Regions from separate parts of the Homo sapiens genome. Here region 2 is linked to region 1. Evidence: read pairs that join two places in POLR2A ChIA-PET (ENCODE). Cell type or tissue: OCI-LY7. All regions are shown on one strand. Each heading gives the region's core, and the rest is flanking DNA. Links, peaks and the distances in the headings are about the cores only. Region 1 has its middle 10 kb from the start of GPR68. Region 2 has its middle 14 kb from the start of RPS6KA5.

What was found. ChIA-PET counts read pairs that join two places held together with the same protein. Peaks named below come from ENCODE experiments on the same cell type or tissue, not always from the same donor. Only the 100,000 strongest peaks of a DNase experiment are listed, where the experiment ranks them.
Region 2: POLR2A ChIA-PET joins it to region 1 with 7 read pairs; 8 of 35 experiments call an interaction of 5 or more read pairs at or near these places.

Annotation. Positions count from the first base shown.
Region 1 is chr14:91,252,915-91,257,300 of GRCh38, reverse strand. It overlaps a transcript of GPR68 not described here. Among named protein-coding and RNA genes, the nearest start is that of GPR68, 10 kb to the right of the region's middle. RefSeq lists enhancers at 2,643-3,174, 3,175-3,706 and silencers at 3,670-3,729, 3,760-3,909. In OCI-LY7, for the core only: CTCF peaks have their summits at 1,877, 2,090, 3,896 and 4,095; DNase peaks (open chromatin) are centred at 2,610 and 4,020; H3K4me3 peaks cover 904 bases.
Region 2 is chr14:91,072,909-91,077,294 of GRCh38, reverse strand. It overlaps a transcript of DGLUCY not described here. Among named protein-coding and RNA genes, the nearest start is that of RPS6KA5, 14 kb to the right of the region's middle. In OCI-LY7, for the core only: no CTCF peak of the experiment used is centred there; no DNase peak of the experiment used is centred there.

The sequences.
Region 1 (4,386 bases), core at 307-4,306:
ACTGGAAAAGAAGAAATGGATGCAAACATCACTGGCACTGGGGGTGGTGAATTTCAGACCATGTCTCTGGAGCCCAGCCCAATGTGGGAGATAATTTCTGTGGGCGAGACAGATAGTTATTAGTGCAGCATTTCCAATCAGCATTTCAAAAGCGTAGGTCATAATTTACATTCTCTAGGCTCAGGAAGGTTCTGGAAGACAATATGTGCTTAATTTACCATTAGTGAGCTGTTTTGTTGCTTGTAAAGCCAGGTTTTATTTACAAAACAACAAATTCTGCTGTCTCTGCCAAGGACTGGACATCTTGACACCAAGAAACATAGCAAAATCCAGTCAAAAGTGACTTTGCAAGCAGTATGATGAATTTCTATATGGTTCTCCAGCTCCAGCATTTTCTTAGGGAAAGCATGGCCAGAAATGCCCAAGTCTGTATTTTGGCAACAGCCCAAGCTTCTCAGACTCCACTGGCCAGTTCCAGATCTTTAAGTAACTATAATAAGAGCCATGCTGTCTGTCTCTAAAAAGTGAAGCATGAATCAAAAGTGACTTTGTTTTAATTTAACAGCATTGAGACTGTGAAAGGCACTGGATATGTTTAGGCACCTGTAAACGGAGAATGTGGGGTGAAAAAAGAGAGGCATAGCTGGGTGCGATGGCTCACGCCTGTAATCCCAGCACTTTGGGAGGCTGAAGCAGGCAGATCACTTGAGGCCAGGAGTTTGAGACCAGCCTGGCCAACACGGTAAAACCCCGTCTCTACTAAAAATACTAAAAATTAGCTGGGTGTGGTGGCACACGTCTGTAATCCCAGCTACTTAGGAGGCTGAGGCATGAACATTGCTTGAACCCAGGAGGCCGAGATTGCAGTGAGCCAAGATCATGCCACTGCACTCCAGCCTGGGTGACAGAGGGAGACTCTGTCTCAACAAAAGAAAAGAAAAAGAGAGGCAGGAGACAGGGCCACCAAGTACTGGCACACTGTGCCAACTCCAGGGACCACCAACTGATAGATTGCAGCATGCACGGCACCCTTGAGGTTGTGCAGTGTGGTAGCCCTGGCAGGATTCATTCTGTAATACATTTTCTACAGGGCATGCTCTGTACTCCTGATAGTCAGAGTCCTCGATCTGGCAACTGACAATGAGCTTTAAAACAGCCCACCTCTTTCCTAGAGAGATAAGACGAGGCAGAACAGAATCATTGGAAGAAACAGCTTCAGAGTCAGAACTCCTGTCAAGTCCTGGCTCAGTCACTTGGGAATTGAGTGGCCTCAGGCAATTTATGAAACCTCAGTTTCCTGATCTGTGAAATGGAGAGAATAAAACTACTTGTTTTGGAGATGAAAAGAGATCATGCACAGGCACTAAGGACACAGGAAGCATTTACAAGATAAGAGCAATTGAGCCTGCAGTGAGCCGCCACTGTACTCCACTGTACTCTGGGGGACGACAAAGTGAGACCCTGTTTCAAAAATAAATAAATAAATAATAAATGATAAGAGCTGCAAATAAGAGGATATTTGGAATGTCCAATGACAGTGATAATAACAGCTAACATCTATTGAACCCTCATGTGTGCTGGGCCTTGAGCTAAGGGCTTTACTTGGTTTAACTCATGTAATCATCTTAGCCCTCATTTGAAGATGTGTCTCCATTTCACAGATGGAAACAGGCACAGAGAGGTTAAAAGACTTGTCCAGGGTCACCCTACTAGCGCGTAGTACAACTGGAATTCAAATGCTGACACTGGCTTTCAACGCCAAACTCTTCACAACTACATTCAGTTTGGCAACTTTTAGAAAGCAGATGTGAATTTTTATGGCATAGTCAACCCAGAAAATTCCACTTGTGAGGACTTTCTAAGGAGGAATTTCAAAATGAAGACCAGCAGAGGAGGCTTATCCAGCCTCTTAGCCTGCTGGGATGTTGCTGGGGTAGTGCCCAGTGAGAAAAGCAAATCCTCCCGCCTCCACACTCCCTGTGCCTCTCTCTGCCTCCTCCTGCTCCCCGGCCTTCCCCCGCTAGGGCACCTTCTGTCCTCTTACCCACTGTCCATCCTTCTGGAGATTCACCTAGAGGCTAAGTCACACCGTGTGGAGCACTGAGCCACCTAGAGGGGTTAGCAGAAGGTGAGATGTTTGCTCTCTTTCTCCTTCTACCTCCCCTGCCTGCAGTTCCAATCACCCTTCATCCCTAACCTGCAACCATCTGTCCTGACAACCGCCCAACCTTCTGCAGACTCTTGCCGTGACAGTTCCAGACATTCATTTCACAAATAGGAATGGGGGCACCCTGCTTTGAGCAGGATAACTGGGCTGAGAGCAAGGGCCCTGTAGAGAGACAGCTGTGTGCCAGCGACCCCAGCGGCAGTGCAATGCTGGGAAAGGGGCTAAGGGCACACAGCAGGGTTCAGCACACATTACCTGGGGCAACCAAGAATGCTCCCTAGGGGAAGTGACTTGGGGTCTTAAGATGGGGGCAGGAGTTCAGGAGGTGGGAAACAGGAGGTCTATAGAGTGGGGAGGGCCACAGGAGCCAAGGTATGCAATTGTGAAAGAGCAGAAGGAAACAGCCAAGGGTGGCTTGGGACAGGATGTGGGTAGGAGGAGGGCTTCTGTACCCAACTGCCTGGATTTGAATCCCGAGGCCTCTACGTACCACCTGTGTGACCTTGGGCAAGTTGTTTGCCCTCTCTGTGCCTCATTCCCCTATGTATAAGATGGGAATAACAATACTGTCTACATCATAGAGCCCTGAACATCAAATGAGTTAATGTAATTAAGTACTTAACAACAGAGCCCAGCACACAGCTGTGCTCAATAGATGCGGGCTGGGACTATTATTACTATTATCTGTGAGGATGTGGGGCAGAGGGGCCTAAGGCCTCCTTGAATTATCAAGAAGGTCAGTAGGAGGTCCTCTAAGCCATCCCTGCGGCAGACAGGCTCCGGCTCTGAGGAGCACCGGGCAGGGACCCAGGAGGCTGCAAACCTAAGTGCAGATCCCCAGGCTGGGCTGGACAGGCTGAGGTCAGGGCAGGTGCAGAGAGGCCCAGAGCTGCAACACCGCACTTCATTTATTGCGTGGCTACTGATTTGCCCGTGCTGGGCACACGGACGTGGTAAAGGACAGAAGGGCTACTCCTGGACTGTTCTCTGGGCTTCTCACCCTGCGGTTGTGGTGAGAGGCTGCTGACAGCCAGGGCACCCGGGAGTGGGCGTGGCTGGAGAAGGACCCCTGTCCTTTTACAGCTAGGCCCACTCTGAGCCCCACGCAGTGTTCTAGAGCCTGTCCCCCCAGGGCAGGATGGTAGTGGGGGCAGGGGTCCCTGAGCCATTGCGGCCCTTCCCGGCAGGCGCCAAGCCTAGGGGCTGTGGTCAGCGTGAAAGGCAGGGCATGGACCCTCACTCAGGGCTGCGTGTGCCCGACGTGGGTGGGGGGGGCGTGGAATCGGAGCACAACTTGGCCCTGCGTTCCCAGGAAGGGACCCGAAGACCTCCCCAGGCCACCCCGCCATCTGCGTGCGCGCTGGCAAGAGGAGGGGCGCGGGGTAATGGTGGCCGGCGCCACAGCCCCGCGCCGCGCAGGTAGGTGTCCCCGCGAGCCAACCCCTTTCTCTCGCCTCGCCTGTGGGTCCCCGGCGCGCCGGACCCCGGAAACCGCGCGCGGGCCAAGGCCGGGTCTCGGCACCTCCCCCGGAGCGGCCCCGCGAGCGCGGGGGAACCGGGCGGGCCAGTGCGGGTGCAGGCGCGTGCGCGTGCGAGGCGGGGGCGCGCCCCAAGCGAGGCCGCCGGGGCGTGGCGGGGGCGGGAGACGCGGCAGCGGCCGGGACCGCGGGTGTCTGTCCGCGAGCGCCGGCGCGGCCCGGTCCCTGTCCCGGGCGGGGCGTCTCCGCCTGCGGTCGCCGCCCGGGTTAGCAGCCGCCCCCTCGGCTGGCTCCGCGGCCACCTGGTAATTACTCCCGCCCCCACAAAAAGTGCGAGACACCGCGAGCCCTTCATTTCCCAGAGCCCGGCCGCACCGGCCATTCCGAGTCCGTTTGGGCCTTTACATCCCCCAGATCTGCGCGGCCCCTCAGGGCAGCCCTGAGATCCCGACAGCTCCCCCTGCCACCGATGAGGGGAGAGCTGGCTCACTGCTCGGTGGGCTGGGGCAGCGCCAGGTGGGGTCCTAGGTTGCAGGCCCCCCACCCCCCAACTACTCCGCCAAGCAAATGGCCCAACGGAGGCAGCAGGGTCCAGGTGGTCCTCTGGGTGGTCCCCCAGCTGGAGAACAGGGGCTGCGGTGGCGAGAGGGCACAGGCAGGGGAGAGAGCCCTGCCTTGGAGCCAGAGGCTGTGTAGCTTTGCGCAGGTCACCTGCTGTGGCTGGGCTTCTGTAAAACTGAG
Region 2 (4,386 bases), core at 264-4,263, 180 kb after region 1:
CCTCTTTGTTTCTCTCTCTCTCTCTCTCTTTCTCTCTCTCCCCACTCTTTGCTTGCTTGCTTGCCTTGCTCTGACACCCAGACTGCAGTGGCACGATCACGGCTCACTGCGACCTTCACCTCCTTGGCTCAAGTGATCCTCACACCTCAGCCTCCTGAATAGCTGGGACCACAGGCACACACACCACCACACCTGGCTAATTTTATTCATTTTTTGTAGAGACAGGCTCTCACGATGTTGCTCAGGTTGATCTTACTCCTGGGCTCAAGTGATCCTTCCACCTTGGCCTCCCAGAGGCCTGGGATTACAAGCATGAGCAACTGTGCCAGCCTACTGGAACTTTCTGAAACAAAAATCTGATCATGGCACTGCCCTGTGTCCAGGCTGTTAGTACTTCCCATTCCTGTGGAGTCGTGCTGGCACTGTGACCCGGAACACAGGACACCGTGGTCTAGCCCGTAACTCCCTCCCTCATGCAGCCTCATTGCTCTGGGGTTCTGGGAATTTGCAGTCCCCAGCACTCCTGGGACGGTGTCTTGCTTTTTTGTTTTTGCTCTCACTGCCCCCTCTGCCTAGAATCCTGGATTCCTACTCCATCCCTCACCCATGCCCACTCATCTTTCAATCCTGACCCAAGTATCACCATCCCTGTGGAGTTTCCCAGATCCTTCCCAGTAGCTTTGAGCACTTGCCCTTTTCCACCTCCACCGGGTCCTAAACAGGTTCCTATTGGAACACTCAAGACACTATTGCACACACAGTGGCCCTTCCTATCTATGGCTTCTACATCTGCAGACTCTACATCTGCAGACAACCTTGGATGGAAAAGATTCAGGAAGAAAAAAACAATAAAAAATACAAATAAAAAACCCATACAGTGTAACAACTGCTTACCTAGCATTTACACTGTATTAGGTATTATAAGTAGCCTAGAGATTATAAAGTACATGAGAGGATGTGCACAGGTTACATGCAAATATTATATTTCATACATAGAGTAAAATGAGCATCTACAGATGCTACGAACTTGAGTATCCATGGATATTAGTATCCTTGGGGATCCTGGAATTAATCCCCCACAGATACTGAGGGAGACTGTACTTGTTTCTATGTCTGTCTTCTCTTACCTAGCTATGAGCTTCTTAAGGGCAGGCACTGTTTTCCATCTTTTTTTTTTTTTTTGAGACAGAGTCTCACTCTGTCACCCAGGCTGGAGTGCAGTGGCACAATCTTGGCTCACTGCAGCCTCCACCTCCCAGGTTCAAGCAATTCTCTTGCCTCAGTCTCCCAAGTAGCTGGGATTACAGGCACCCACCACCACGCCCAGCTAATTTTTGTATTTGTAGTAGAGATGGGGTTTCACCATGTTGGCCTGGCTGGTCTCGAACTCCCAACCTCAGGTGATCTGCCCACCTGGGCCTCCCAAAGTGTTGGGATTACAGGCATGAGCCATTGCTCCCGGCCTGTTATCCATCTTTATAACCTCTGTAGCACTGGCACACAGAAAGGGTCCAGTAAAGATGCTGAATAAATAAGGAAATGAACCACCCGGGCTAGTGCTGATTGCTTCTTTGGTGGTAGCAAACATTGACTTCAGGTATTATAAGACGCATTTGGTCAAGAGGAAGGAGCAGCCCTTACTCCATTTCCTCTTGTCCTTTCCCACAGTCAGCCAGTTAGAAAGACTAAAGCAAGCAGGAAAATAAAACAACAACCCTGGAGGACGCACTTATTTTGAGGAAGAGAACCCAAATCAAAGCAAACTAAAAAGCTCCAATACAATATATTCAGAAAGATAGGATGCCCAACAAAGGACAAACAAGGGCTCTTATTAATTAAAAACATGACTCTAGGTAGGGTGCGGTGGCTCATGCCTGCCATCCCAGCACTTTGGGAGGCTGAGGTGGGGAGATCACTTGAGGCCAGGGGTTCGAGACCAGCCTGGCCAACATGGTGTAACCTTGTCTCTACCCTAAATACAAAAGACAATTGGCCCTGGAAAGCCATGAAAGTAAATGCTACTGTGACAACCCTGTAGGAGGAGGATGATGAGCCTCAGAGAGGAGGCCTTAAAAACTCAGCAAAATACCTAATTGGATAAAGAAACTAGGGTAAAATGAACCATGATAAAGAAAAAATGCAAGAAAGGCAAATAGAAGATCCAAGGGGAAAGAAGTTTGTACGATAAAAAGAAGAGCAATTCTTCTTTTTTTTTTTTTTTTGAGACGGAGTTTCTCTCTTGTTGCCCACGCTGGAGTGCAATGGCACGATCTTGGCTCACTGCAACTTCCACCTCCTGGGTTCAAGCAATTCTCCTGCCTCAGCCTCCTGAATAGCTGGGATTACAGGCATGCGCCACCACACCCGGCTAATTTTGTATTTTTAGTAGAGATGGGGTTTCTCCATGTTGGTCAGGCTGGTCTTGAACTCCTGAACTCAGGTGATCTGCCAGCCTCAGCCTCCCAAAGTGCTGGGATTACAGGCATGAGCCACCATGTCCAGCCAAGAAGAGCAATTCTTATAAACATTTTGCCTCTTCAGAGAAAATAATATTAGAGAATACTGCAATATGGTTTTTGCCATTACTTTCAATGGCAAAAATGACAATTACTTTTGCACCAACCTAATAAATGCTGTTTAAGTGATTTTCATGTTTTACGGTCAGTCTGTGGAATACTTAATTATGGTTAAGAATAGAAGGTAAATGTTTTTTAGCCATAAAATTATATGGGGCAGAAATTGGGAGGTAGATGTCAGAGAGAATCTGTCTGAAGAACAAAGATGCTGTTACCTTCATTCTTTTTTTGTTTTTTTGAGTCAGGTTCTCACTCTGTCACCCAGGCTAGAGTCCAATGAGACCACATCATAGCTCACTGCAGCCTCGAACTCCTGGGTTCAAGTGATCCTCCCACCTCAGCCTTCTAAGTAGCTAGGACTATAGGTACATGCCATCACACTCGGTTTATATATATATATATATATTTTTTTTTTTTTTTTTTTGAGACAGGGTATCGCTCAGTTGCCCAGGCTGGAGTGCATGGCACAATCACAGCTCACTGCAGACTTGGCCTCCTAGGCTCATGTGATCTTCCCACCTCAGCCTCCCAAGTAGCTGGGAATACAGGTGCTTGACTGTGTGTGTGTGTGTGTGTGTGTGTGTGTGTGTGTGTGTGTGTATATATATATATATTTTTTTTTTTTGGTAGAGATGAGGTCTCATTATGTTGCCCAGCCTGGTCTCAAACTCCTGGGATCAAGCAATCTGCCCACCTCTACTTCCCAAGGTGCTGGGATTATAGGTGTGAGCCACCGTGCCAGGCAATTTTTAAATTTTTTTGTAGAGATGGGGGTTTGCTATATTGCCCGGGCTGGTCTTAAACTCCTGGCCTCACACGATTCTCCCACCTTGGCCTTGCTAACTTCATTTATCTTCAATTTATCTTATGCAGTAAGACGGTCATAGCTCACTGCAGCCTCGAACTCCTGGGTTCAAGTGATCCTTCTGCCTTGCAGGTTCTTGAAGGTGTAGGGCTGAGGTCCTTGTTTCCTTGTTGGTTGTTGGCAAGGGAGCGGCTCTTAACTCCTAGAGGCTGCTCCTCAGGGCCTTTCCACTTGGTCCCCTCCATTTTCAAAGCCAGCAACCAGATAACCCTTTTGCATTAAAGATTTTTCATGCAGCCAGGAGCGGTGGCTCACACCTGTAATCCCGACGGGGATGGATCACTTGAGGTCAGGAGTTTGAGGCCAGCCTGGCCAATATGGCAAAACCCTGTCTCTACTAAAAATACAAAAATCTCTACTAAAAACACAAACATTAGCCTGGATGACAGAGTTAATTTTTAAAAAATTTTTTTGAGATGGAATCTCACTCTGTCGCCCAGGCTGGAGTATAGTGGCACGATCTTGGCTCACTCCAACCTCTGCCTCCCAGGTTTAAGCAATTCTCGTGCCTCATCCTCCTGAGTAGCTGGGACTACAGGCGTGTGCCATCACACCTGGCTAATTTTTGAACTTTTAGTAGAGATGGGGTTTATCCATGTTGCCCAGGCTGGTCTCGAACTCCTGAGCTCAGGCAATCCATCCGCCTCAGCCTCTCAAAGTGCTAGGCATGAACCACTGCACCTGGCCTGTAATTAACTTTTATGACATCTGCAAAATCCTTTTCACCACATAAATCACATAATCATGGGTGTAACACCTGGTGACAAAAGGCATGGGAGCCATCTTCCATCTTATCCTTCTATTCCACACTACTCAAGAAAAATGACTGTTATTTTTATTTTATGTTTTTTATTTTTTTTGCTGTCACCCAGGCTGGAGTGCAGTGGCATGATCTTGGCTCACTGCAAGCTCTGCCTGCCGGGTTCATGCCATTCTCATGCCTCA